Regions from separate parts of the Homo sapiens genome. Here regions 2, 3 and 4 are each linked to region 1. Evidence: chromatin contacts called from ENCODE Hi-C or POLR2A ChIA-PET data. All regions are on one chromosome and are shown on one strand. The core of a region is the stretch at or near the end of the contact, and the rest is flanking DNA. Distances in the headings are between cores, read along the strand shown.

What was found. Hi-C counts contacts between places; a loop is a spot of excess contacts on that map. ChIA-PET counts read pairs that join two places held with the same protein, here RNA polymerase II (POLR2A). Pooled maps may share reads with other maps.
Region 2: a loop to region 1 is called in a pooled map, with 10 times the contacts of the local background. The contact joins the promoter of SLC36A1 here to the promoter of DCTN4 in region 1. A Hi-C loop is called at or near these places in 6 of 50 pooled maps.
Region 3: a loop to region 1 is called in a map of CD14-positive monocyte, with 5 times the contacts of the local background. The contact joins the enhancer-like site here to the promoter of DCTN4 in region 1. A Hi-C loop is called at or near these places in 1 of 168 maps with a recorded cell type or tissue (CD14-positive monocyte) and 1 of 50 pooled maps. POLR2A ChIA-PET finds 5 or more read pairs at or near these places in 1 of 52 experiments (activated T-cell).
Region 4: a pooled map shows a loop between it and region 1 (4-fold over the local background). The contact joins the promoter of ATOX1 here to the promoter of DCTN4 in region 1. A Hi-C loop is called at or near these places in 1 of 37 single-sample maps with no recorded cell type and 6 of 50 pooled maps. POLR2A ChIA-PET finds 5 or more read pairs at or near these places in 1 of 52 experiments (activated CD8-positive, alpha-beta T cell).

What each region holds. Positions count from the first base shown.
Region 1 is chr5:150,757,752-150,760,911 of GRCh38, forward strand. DCTN4 (dynactin subunit 4) reads right to left here and starts at 1,266. Exons shown (of 13, transcript NM_016221.4): 1 at 1,108-1,266. The coding sequence starts at 1,242. RefSeq lists enhancers at 542-611, 1,042-1,341.
Region 2 is chr5:151,445,733-151,448,952 of GRCh38, forward strand. It overlaps SLC36A1 (solute carrier family 36 member 1), which reads left to right and starts at 1,871. Exons shown (of 11, transcript NM_078483.4): 1 at 1,871-2,081. RefSeq lists an enhancer at 1,851-1,900.
Region 3 is chr5:150,064,186-150,067,137 of GRCh38, forward strand. All of the region lies in intron 10 of CSF1R (colony stimulating factor 1 receptor), which reads right to left. Among named protein-coding and RNA genes, the nearest start is that of CSF1R, 21 kb to the right of the region's middle. RefSeq lists a silencer at 650-825 and an enhancer at 2,776-2,825. Within about 2 kb of position 1,456, at least 10 of the 41 ENCODE cell types and tissues checked have a DNase peak (open chromatin) inside an H3K27ac peak, as active enhancers do; they include CD14-positive monocyte, where a contact is called at or near this core.
Region 4 is chr5:151,757,222-151,760,045 of GRCh38, forward strand. It overlaps ATOX1 (antioxidant 1 copper chaperone), which reads right to left and starts at 1,410. Exons shown (of 4, transcript NM_004045.4): 1 at 1,325-1,410. The coding sequence starts at 1,330. It overlaps ATOX1-AS1 (ATOX1 antisense RNA 1), which reads left to right. Exons shown (of 4, transcript XR_007059008.1): 4 at 1,068-1,139. RefSeq lists an enhancer at 449-578 and a silencer at 1,349-1,598.

The DNA.
Region 1 (3,160 bases), core at 16-2,515:
CAATAAAATAAGTTATTAATAACACATAAAATGGCTTATAGTATGTGTTTTCATATGCATTTATTTTAACAGTCCCGGGATCTTCAGTAAAAAACACTCTGAGTTAGGCTGTTTAGATTCAAATCCAGGTCCTCCTTCCCACCCCCAAATTACTGGCTGTGTGACTTACAGCGAACACTCTGTATCTGTTTCTTTACCTGTAAAAAAAATTTTTTAAAAAAAGTATCCACTTAAATTGGTTTGAAGATTACATAAAGCACATGACATATAGCAAGTATCGAATAAGCAGCAACTATTACTACTATCAGCTTTTTCTTCACTAAGACTATGGCTTATTAAACAGCGCATTTTATGTCTTACTCGCCTTTTAATCCCTAAAGCTTACTGAATAAACAAGATGTGCCAAGCGCTGCAGAAGTTTTGGGGTTTTGTTATTTGGTGACTTTTTACTGGCCGGGGTCTTCTTTTTGAAAAATCCAACTTCGGACGCCCACTTGTGCCAGGGAAGGACAGCATTGTCCTCTAGCTCCATAAATACACTTTCAGCTTCTTACATGACATACTGTATTCTGAGCGCTTTTCACATAACTCACGCCGCCCCAACCTCTTCCCGGCTGCAGGCCTTGGCCTGAGTCAGGAACAGGGCAAGGCAGTCTGACGAGGGCCCAGTTTCTGGACAAAAGAGGAACAGAACTTTCAGGATGGGAGAACTATGAATGAGAACGCCTGCGCCTCCCTCCATCCTCGCAATAAATCCTGGAAAGGCAGTTTTTCGCCCCTTAAGTGGCCTGAACTAAGCACCCCCAGACCTTTCTCCGTAGTCCACCCAATTACCAAGCCCCATCGCAGACAGACACGGTCCCTAAGTCAAGTTTGTCCAATCAGAGGCCGCTCTAGAACCAGAAGATCCGCTCAGTCCCACCCGAGGCTGCTCCTCCTTTCCAAGTGACAGATTAGAAGCAAATTAAATCGCAGGCAAACCCGAGTGACGGAAGACATAACCAATCAGTAAGGAAGGAAAATAGCTCCAGCCTTCCGGTGGCAGTGACTAGCATGAACGCCGCGCCCCCCCCACCCCACATACTCGCTATAGGGCGACTCTGTTACCTCGTGAGACACACATTCCAGCGACCGCAGTTCGCTACAATAGCGGCAGAAGTAGAGTTGCGAGAGCGGGGCCCGAACCTTCTTTTCTCCCTGGACTAGATAGAGAACCCGGTCCGACTGCAGCAAGGACGCCATCTTGGGGAGGGAGGAGGCGATGACGCTCCCGGCGCATCACGTGACCCGAGAGCCAGCGTCTTCCTCGCTGCCTTCCCTACGACTTCCTACGTAGACTTTGACGTTAGGTTTCCCACCTCGTCCGGCTCTGCGCCCGTCGAAAACCAGAGCGCGCGTGCGCAGCTGGGATCCCTGTTTTCTCCCCAACTCTGGGCCCGTCCCCCAGCGCTTTTGTGAGCGTCCACTGCCCTTACTGCCATTAGGTCTGGACTCAGTGAGCTCCTTTTATTCTTTTCTTCCAGAATGGAAGCCTGATCTTTTGTCTTATTTACGACGGCCTCCTCTGCCCCACTTAACAGGCGAGCATCCAGGAGACAAATGGAAGGTCTCAAAGGGACAGGGCTCCGTGGGGACTGCAAGACAGGAGTCACACCAGCACTGTCTTCTGAGTCTTGCCAATGGCCTTTGGGAACTTTCACATACATTATCTCATTTGAAACGCAGGTTTTTGAGTACATAGTTAGCGTTAGGTCTAAGTCTGTATTGTGGACCTTCAATAAGTATGAAAAGGAGGGAATGAAATCAATGAATGAACAATGTTGGTAGGCGTCTACGTTTTTCTAATGTGTAAACTAAGGCTCAGGTCTGCCTCTTGGGTGAGCAGCGACTACGTGAGACTGGTATTACATGGGTGGGAAAATAATTTATCAACAGTTTTAGGTAAAGAAATGCAGATTTATTAGAGAAGGTATGAAAATACGTTGAAAGGTTGCAATGGGCAGACCAGCCAGAGAGGAGCTGACTTCAAGGAAACAAAGGCTTGCTGGAGATTTTATCCGATGGTTCTTGGGCTGCAGAGTGCTGTGCAGTACCGAGAACTCCAAGGTTACAGGGAGCTAACTTGCATGTGTCTCGTGATAGCTGAGTGCAGGAAGATTGTGAGTTATTTGCACAGGAGGGCTACGTGTCCTGCACCATGAAGAAAGGCAGACTTAGAGTGCATCTGCTCTTCTTGCTATCCCTTGGTCCCACTAGCCTGACTCCCTTTCTCTAACTGGGACTCCCCAGTATGTAAAATGACCACCTAGAACTGCCTAGCAGAAACTGGAGCCTCTGTTGCCTGCCACCAGGTCTACATTTTTATAATTGTAGTAGTGTTGTATTATTACCTGTCTGACGTTAGAGTTGGTGATTGAGAAGAAAGGGAACTGAATACTATTAGCAAACATTTATTGAGCACTTATTAAGTGCAGCACACTGTGTCAAAACTTTACATACATTGTCTAATTTAATTCTTACAACAGCTCCAAAAAGCATGTGGCTATCATTATTTCTATTTTACAGAGCAGGAAACTGAGGCACAGGGAAGTGCAGTGACTCCTCTATAAGGTTTCATAGATGGAGGTAGAACCCTTTTCTCTCTGACTCTAGTGCTTGCAGGTATAACCCCTATGTATACTCCCTCCAGCATATTTTCTAATATGGTGATGTTAATAATACCTTACATTTATATAGACCTTTTCAGCTTATACAGTGCTAATCTCACAATTTATGTCACGCTTTACCAATTGAGCCTAAAAGTCATTACTTGTTCACCAAGCAATAGCCTGGCACTAATTTAGTTTCATAGGTGACATCTGCTCCTAGGAGAGAATATATTACTAGCCAACTCATTTGCAATTATTTCTTTAGGTTAATGAATTCGTTGGTTTTCTGGTTTATAAACTAGTCTCTACTGAGTTTAAATTCCCTTTTCTGGACTATGCTGTTAAAATGAAGTCCCAGAGCCTGCAGGTACAGAAAGGCTGGAGACTTGAGCTGAATCCACATAAAACAGACACTTTTTAGAGCACTGATTTTAAATAATTAAGTGGCCAATTATCTTGTCCCTGCTACATGCCAGGTACTGGGGAGGGAACTAGCGATAAATGAGATACTT
Region 2 (3,220 bases), core at 621-3,120, 690 kb after region 1:
TAGGGATTTCTCCATTTCATCTGGGTTATCCAATATGTTGGCAAATAATTGTTCACAATAGCCCCATATGATTCTTTTTATTTCTGAAGCTTCTGTTGTAGTGTCTTCACTTTCATTTTTTATTTTATTAGTCTTCTTTTTTTTCTTAGACTAGCAAAGGGTACGTCAATTTAATTTTTTCCAAAAAATCAACTCTAGTTTTATTGATTTTGTCTGTTTTTTTTTCTGTTGTCTATTTGATTTATTTCTGTTCTGCTCTTTCTTTTCTTCTTTTAACTTTGGGTCTTGTGAGCTCTTCTTTTTCCAGTTTCCTGAGGTATAATGTTAAACTATTTAATTGGTCTCTTTCTTCTCTTTTAATGTAGGCATTTATTGCTATAAACTTCTCTCTTAGAACTACTTTTGCTGCATTCCATAAGCTTTGGTATGTTATGTTTCCATTGTCAATTGTCTGAAAATATTTTTTAAATTTCCCGTTTGATTTCATCTTTGACCCACTGGTTGTTTCGAAGCATAGGACTGGGTATGGTGGCTCACACCTATAATCTCAGCACTTTGGGAGGCCGAGGTGGGCAGATCACCTGAGGTCAGGAGTTTGAGACCAGCCTGACCAACATGGTGAACCTCGTCTCTACTAAAAATACAAAATTAGTCGCGCGTGGTGGCACGTGCCTGTAATCCCAGCTACTTGGGAGGCTGAGACAGGAGAATCGCTTGAATCCAGGAGGCAGAGGTTGCAGTGAGCCAAGATTGCACCACTGCACTCCAGATGGGGCAATAAGAGCGCAACTTTGTCTCAAAGAAAAAAAAAAGCGTGTTGTTTAATTTCCACATATTTGTGAATTTTCCAAGATTCCTCCTGTCATTGATTTCTAGCTTCATATTATTATGGTCTGAAAGAATATTAATATGATTTCAATCTTCTTAAATTTAAGGCTTGTTTTTTGGACTAGCATATGGTCTATTCTAGAGAATGTTTCAAGTGTGTTAGAGAAAAAATGTGTATTCTGTTTCTGTTGAATGGAAAGTTCTGTATATATCTGTTAGGTTCATTTGGTTTAAAGTGCAATTCAAGTTCATTATTTCCTTATTTTCTCTCTAGTTGCTCTATCCATTGTTGAAAGTGGGATATTGACCCTCCTACTATTGTGTTGCTATCTATTTCTCCCTTCATGGCCATTAATATTAGTTGTATGTATTTAGGTGCTCCAATTTTGCATGCATATATATTTACAGTTGTGTCTTCTTGATGAATTGACCCCTTTATTATTAAACAATGATCTTCTCTGTCTCTTGTGACAGTTTTTGACTTGAAGCCTATTTGTTACATAATTGTTAAAGGAAAAGTCTGTAACAAGGAGGTAAAAGGAGAAGCCTAGATAATACAATACTGAAATGTTGCCATCCATTTAAAAATGTTACTTTAAAAATTTGAATGTATTAAAAGATAATGTTGCCCTACCCCACAGTTCCATTTCCAGTAGCAACCACAGATGATAGTTTGTGTATGCTTCTGAAAAATTGGAAGTTTTAAAAATATGCATATTTCTTATTATAAAAGCAATACAAACTCATCGAGATGTGTAAAAGAAAATACAGCCAGTGTAAAAATTAGCAATATTTCACAAACCCACAACTCAAGGGACAGTGCTCTTCGACTGGACTCTGCCCCATGCCCAAGATCAATGCCCTGTTCAGTTCCTATTCGCAGTCCCCAGCGCCCAGGAACATAGTCCTTCCAGCAGTGGCAGTAATAGGTCGCCAGGTGGTGCTGTGGAGCAGAGCTCCGGAGCTCAGTGAGAAAAAAGGCGCGGCCGCTCAAGGGAGCACGTGACCTCGGCCTCTGGCGTGGGCGGTGGGATCACGTGATGAGGTCCGGAAGCGGCTGCCGGGCAGCAAAGGAGGATGGCGAGGGGCTGATACTGAACCCGGGAAGGGTGGGCTGTGCTGAAGCCAGAGCCGGAGCCGGAGCTGGGGCCAGAACCCGAGCAGTGAGTTCCTCCACTGGCTGCCGGCTGGCGGCGCTCGCCGCCTTGGGCAGGACCCACCTCGCCTTCCTCCCGGCGTGGCAGATGCTCCAGGTCAGGCACTGGATCCGCCCGGGCTGTGGGTCCGCGACTCCTTGGCGTCCCCGGGCCGCAGCTGCGGTACGACGCTGACACCCCTCTGTGAATTGGGCGAAGCGTGGAGATCCCTTGTCCCTCGCGCTATCTCCCTTGACCTCGTGGGGTTGGGATCTCACCGTCCTGTTTGACTGACAGGTGGGGGAAACTGGGGTAGATGGTGAAGATAACCCAAAGGACCATCTAGGGCGTCTTTCACGCTTCGCACAGGTCTCCCCGTTTCCAGCAAATGTCTTGCCCGCTGCGGGAGCGCTGCTTGAGACAGGCTCATAATGGGTCTTTGGGTCAGAACTGCAAGGACGCTGGGAAGTCGTCTGGTGCAGCTCCCTCCTAGGACAGTTGGAGAAACTGAGCCCTTACTCCGGGAAGGGGTAAGGGCTTGCCTAAGGTCATCCAGTGAGTTAATCGGAGACCCGGAGACCTGCGACTAGAATGCAAATGTTCCTAAGCTTCAGCAGCTGTTTGCTTTTCGCCACACCGCCTCCTGCGGGAAACTTCACCTGTGAAAAGGCACTCCTTTCTGTCCCTTTCTCTTTTAGTCCTCTCCCTTTTTAGCTGTCTGCATTTTCCACCGCTGGGGTTGGATTTGCTCTGGGTGTGGTTCCCTGTTTGTTCATTATTTTTCTGCAAACTCATCCTTCTGTAGGTTTGGTTTCTAACCTTCCTGCATTCTATGTAAGTCACACCAAAATATGAAATATGAATCGGAATGTGCTTCTGGGAAGATAGGTGGCTGAGCCGAGGTTGTGGAGAGCCCTGACGTTAACTTGAAGAATGTAAAGACCTTTGCTTTATTTTTTCTGTAACTTGTCAGATTTGGGATTGCTTATTTGGATGGACGTTTTGCAGTTATTTGAATTTTGCTGAAGATAGCATCATGGTGCAATGGACAGAACAGAGATTGGGGAATCAGGATATTTTGTCCTAGCTCTGCCGCTTACCTGGCAACCTTAAGTGACTCGCGTTTGGGTTTCTCAGTCTAGACAGTGATGGAATTGAATTCTTAAGGGCCCCTTCTGCTGTGATCTGGATGTTGTGCATCTTTCTAGGCTTGTTTTTTTGTTTGTTTGTTTTTAAATAGAGATGAGGTCTCACTA
Region 3 (2,952 bases), core at 206-2,705, 690 kb before region 1:
AACTATGGGAGCTATGCTCAGTAGCAGGTGATGGGATCCATATTCCAAAGCTCAGCATCACGAAACATACGCATGCAACAAACCTGTACGTCTATCCCCTGAATCAAAAATAAAATGTGGACATTTTTAAAGAGAGAGACAGGGAGAAAGCTTCCAGCTAACCATCAGGAAGAACTTCTAGCTGGTAGTTAGAGAGAAAAGACTGCAATTAGAAATGAGAAGGAACTAACTTCCAGGCTCTGATTCGGAAGGGCGGACTGCAGGTGAACTTCAGAGCCTCTGCGTTATAGCTTGGGAGAGAGTCTGAAACGGGACCCAGGGAGAAGAACTTCCCAAGCCTCTGAGGATCCAAATCCTGCCCGTGGGTGCCTTCCCAGCCCAAAAGACAGCAACAAGGCAAGGAGGGGATTCTTCAGCCTCTCCTGGCCACTTCCATCTCTAGGAGCCTCTGTGGCTAAGACTGTTTTTTCTTACCACTTCTTGTTCCTCTGTCCCTCTGCAGCTGGGCTGAGTCAGCCCCTCCCTGCCCCCAGCTGGGCAGGGGGCACTGTTGAAAGGGAGGGGATCAAGGAGGATGGAGGTTTGGCTGGATTCTCAGATTTCTGAATCCTAGGCTCCTAATTTCTGGAAGCGGACCAAGCTGCCTTCTGCCTGCCTCAGGAACCCTCCCCTGCCCCTGCTGGGCATGTAAACCTCCCAGGGCACCTGTGCCATCCCTGGAAAGGGCTCATGGGCGTCTACCCAGAGGCAGCCTCTCTTCCAAAGAACTATGAGTGAGAGATCAAGAGGTGGGGATGGGCGAGGCTCCCTGAGAAGGGTGGACGTAATTGTCATGATGGCAGCGGGTTCTTCCTGAGCTCTTCCTGGGAGTGGGGCGCTGGGCTAGATGCTTGAAGCACATCACCCCATTCATTCCTTGCAATGGGCCTAAGCCCCAGGCCCACCCCCTGACTTCTTCCCTTCCTCCCATCCTCCCCACCAAAGGGGGCATGGAGACAAAGTCCCGGTCCCCTCCCCATCTAGGCCTGCTGGTTCTGGGTGAGTGGATGTTCTCCATCCCAGGAAGGTGGAGATCTGAACAATTCCCAGTGGAATCTTTGGGGACCCTCCTGTTGCTCCTCAGAGCTCAGTTCCAGCCCCCAGAATCGTAGTCTTTCCAGCAGCCTCCCTGGACCCTCCCTTCCCTGCTGCCTCAGCCATTTCCCTGTGCGCCTCCTCCTCCAGGGGAGCCTGCTGACTCCTGCCCTTTTCTCTTCCCCCACGGCCCCCCTTGTGGTCACTCTGGGGGACAGAAAGGTGATGATTCAGCCCTGAGGCAGAACAAACACTCCCCACAGACAGGCCACTTCTTTCCCCAGGCCTGGGCAATGAGGAGAGGCTGGGCTGAGTCCCCAGTGAAGGGGCAAGGCTCCGAACCTCATGGGGCAAGGCAGAGGAGGATGGGAGGGCAGGCACTTAGCACGGGCATGACCATCCTGCCCCCTCCGCTCCCATGGGTGGACACCTCGGCCTGGAGCTAAAGGGTCTGTGAATGGGTGTAGGGGAGGAGGGTAGCTGCAAGTCTTCTCGCAGCCTTGCATGGGCTCCAGGGGCAGCTGAATTTCCTGGACAGGAAGTGTGGAGGTGACATGTTCCAAAAATGGTCCCGTGGAGAGGGGATACAGAGTTCCTAAACCACAGCCAAGGGGGCTGGCCAGCCCAAGGCAGAAAGGGCCGCAGGGGGCCCTAGGCTCTTCTCTGGAATCTCTGCATGACTGTCCTGGCAGCTCTGTGGGCACTGCGAGGCAGTTTTCAGTTCCATGTAAGGAAGAACTTTGCAAACATTGGAGCTGCTCAGAGAAGGAACAGGTGGCCCCGAGAGTGAGTAAGGTCCTGTCCCTGGAGGTGGGTGGGCTGGGCCAAACAACCGCTTTGGGTGTGTAGTCAAGGAGATGATGCCCGACCTCAGACCTCCCCCTCCTTCCACCATCCCAAGAGGCATGAGCTAACTCTGGTTCCCCAACGAACTTCCTCCTGGGACAAGAGTGTGCAGCTCCCATCACAGAGACTGTCTCGTCCAGCACCCCGCTCAGTCCTCTATGTGCGTTGTGGTACGGAATCCCTCACAACAGGCTGTTAATGATCCCATTTTACAAATGGAGAAGAGACTCAGACACACCAACTTTCTCATCATCCCATAGCCAGAGCTTGGCAGAGGCAGGATTTGGACCCAGATTCACTGAAGTCCAAGTTTCTGGTGCTTAAACTAGACCACCAGTGGGCTCTTGGCATGTCAGAGGAGGAGGGGCTGTTAGAGAACACCCAGACCCATGGTATAAGAGGGGAAACTAAGGCCCAGAGAGGACAGCGAGTCAGCTGAGGTTACATGGCAAAACAGTGTCAGAGCTGGACCTAGATCCGGAGGTATTGACCGGGGCTGCCCTCAGAGCAGCCTTCTCATGCTGAGTGCTGGCAGGAGTAGAGATCCCGATCCATGTGCCCCTGGGGCTCCCCCAACATCCTTCCCACCCTGCCCACTTCAAGCCCTCTTCTCACAAAAGCCCCAAGGGGGTGTGGGGAAGAAAAGGTAGCCAAGGGGACACAAGATGGGTCATTCAGTCCTTGATCACACCACTCCCTTGTTCAAACCCACTGATGGCCTTGGACCGACAGGGTGGGGTCCAACCCTTCAGACCCCCAACCCCACCCTGGTCCTTCCCTCACCTGCACCTCTGCACACTCTGCCCTCTCCCCCAGAGGTACCCTTTCCCTTAGTGTCATCTCCCCTGCTGCATCCTCATCCTCCAAAGCCCGTCCCACCAATGCCAAGCCACCTCCTCCAGGCAGTCTCCCTTACCCACCAGCCTGAAAAGTCCGTCCACCTCTGAACTCCCACAGCCCTCTGGCCTGGTCCTCTCAGCTTCTGATCACATTGCACATGGTCTTTGTGTGGGCAGGCAGGCAGTGGAGGCC
Region 4 (2,824 bases), core at 160-2,659, 1.0 Mb after region 1:
CTGCTCCAGAGGGTTTTTTGTCAAAATCCCCAGAAGATACAGAATACAGTGATGATCAAGCTAGCCTTTTCCTCATTGCCACCCCCCACAAAAAATCCTGGTGGCCTTCACTCCCCAAGCCCCAGGGCAATTAATACTGTCTTCTACCATTGCCACAGGCTGACTTGCCCAACTGGTAGGGCTGATTCTATCAGATTCCTTATCCATACTTTGTTGTTGGAGGATTTGTCTCAAGGCACCTGGCAAGACCCACAGGAAATGACACCTGAGATGTCAGTGGCTCTGCCCAGGAGGCCTCAGGCTCACCTGCCAGCTCCCTAAAGACAGGATGCAAAGACACATGGCAACTGTGGGATACCTCTGGGTATCCACCTGGCCCAGAGCCATGAATTAGGCACCCTGAAGAAAATGCTAAACACCACATGACCCTAACCAAGATGCAACTGAGATCAGAGCATCTTCCCAAGCCGGTGTGACTGCTTTTGCCTGGCACCTCCCATGTGGTCAGGCCTGGAGAGATGGGGAGCCTAAGGATAAGGAGCTGAATCCTGGCTCTGCCAACTTCAACACGACCTGGAATAAGTTACTGGGCTTTTTATATTTTTATCTGCCAAAGGCCTCAATTCTTTATATAAAAAACGAGGCCACGAGCAACAATATATGTGATAAGACTGAGTGATCTGCAAAGGCAGGCTAAGACTGACTTCCCAGACACAGCCACTGAGCAACTGGTGACTGTGCGGGGGGGTTCCTGAACCTCTCTGGGGCTCATGGGTTCAGGCTGAGAAAGTGTCTCCATTCAGTGTCGCCCAGAGTTGATCTGAAAAGTAGGCCAGAGTGGGCAGGGAAATTAAGAAAAGCATGAACCTCTGAAAACCTGCCCGGTCCGTGAGGAAATAACCGGGTCCACTCCCTTGTCCAGAGCCTCCCCACCGCCCTCCTTCAGGCCAGCTCCGCGGGCAGGGCAGCCAGGAGGAAGGCTCAGGGACTAGGCGTCTCAGTTCCCGCTGGCCACCAACTCCCCCATCCCCTGCCCCCTCTCTGGTTCTGTTTCTCTGTGTACGCAGGGAAGGTGTGGGCTTGTCGCCCCTGGAGGCCTTCCAGCTCCGACGTTTTGAAGCCTGGCTCCCAGATTAAACTCCCTTCGGATCCCATTTTCTGAAGGGTCGCAAAAGCTGGGGGCTGGGTGGGGTAAGCTAGGGGACAACAGCGGCTCCGGCCGCCGCCTGAGCCCTTCAAGATCAGCATCCGGTCAAGCGGCTGTGCAGCCGAGAAGCAACCCGGGACTGCAAGTCTGCGTGGCGGGGACGGCGCAACCACTCACCGGCATGACTGAGGCAGCGGCGGTGTGGCGGCGGTGTGGCGGCGGTGTCAGCAGCGCCTCTCTGGATTCGGAGGGCGGGTTCGGCTGCGCTTCCGAGAGTGCGCACTAGAGGCCTGGTCCCGGAGGCCCCTCCCACTCCGGGCCCGGCCGCGAGGGAGGCTCCGCCCCCTCCAGTCCTGATCCCTGCCGGCCGCGCCGCCTCCTTTCTGCGGGCCGGGCCCGTGGTCACCCGGCCTGGACGGAGAGAGGAGGTGAGAGGGGCGCTGCGTTGGCCTCCATCGACTGTCGGCCTTTTTCAGAACGCCTACTTCGGGTCAAGCTTGTGTTAGGGAATGCCAGAGAAGGGCACCGCCTTGAACAGGACATCATCCATCCATCCCTAAAAGGACAGTTTCACTCATTTATTCACCGAGTCAATTTTTATTAAGCGCCAGCCAACGAGGACGCAGCGGTGGAAGAGCAGCAGCAGGAGGCTGCGAAGGACGCAGGCAGTGATAGTGCAGGGTTAGCAGAGCTGTTGTGACAGAGGAGGAAGGGCCCTGACTGCAGTGGGGTGGGGGCGGTTGTGGAAGAGAGGCGGCCTGGGGAGAAGGCAATAATCTGGACCTCGGTTAGCCTTTATCGCCCTGTTACAGGCTTTGTCTCTAAATACAGTCGCATTGGGGGTTAGGGTATCAACATAGGAATTTGCGGGGACACAATTCATGTCCATGTCAGAGTTCAGTCCCTAGCAGAGCCATACTGACTAGAGTTTTAATCTCAGCCCTATCATTTATTAGCCATGTGACCCTGGGCAGATGAACTTACCTCTCTAAGCCTCAATATCCTCACGTATAAGATGGGGACAGTTAAGGTCACTATACAATTTTTTATCTGAACCTTTTGCTAGAGAAAGGAGATGCTATTAATAATTTTGCCAGGACAACAGGCAAACACCATGACTGTTTCAGGCAAACAACGACACATGGTTCCCTCCAAGAAACCTACTTTGCAGTATTGTTGGAATACATGTAATGTGTGCAAACTTCTTAATACATTGCTTGGCACATGGTAGGCACCAAAAATATATATAAGTATTCTCTAATTGCTAGGCCCTCTGTTGGCCTCCCTGGCACTGGGTCTTCCGCTGCTCACAAAATACCCCTTAACCATTCATCCCCTACCCAACCTGCCAGGAATTCCCTAAAGATGGAAGGGAAGGGGGCGAGGAGGAGAGGGAAAGAGGGTACTGGCACATTAGGTCCTGTACGGGCAAGGCTTAGCATCTTGGTAGTCCTGGGTACAACTGTGCCCTGGGGCTAGGGATAGCTAGATTGCCATGAGGGAAGGCGGAGAGTGGACATGAGGGAAGGAAATCCTTCCCAAAGCAACAGTACACAGGGCGAACCACCCACGGCATGTTTTAGAGAATTAGGGGTATGGGTTGGGGGGATGGCTAAGCCTAGAGACAGCAATTTAAAGAGAAGACAGCTTTATAAAGATCTGTTAAAGATCACAAAT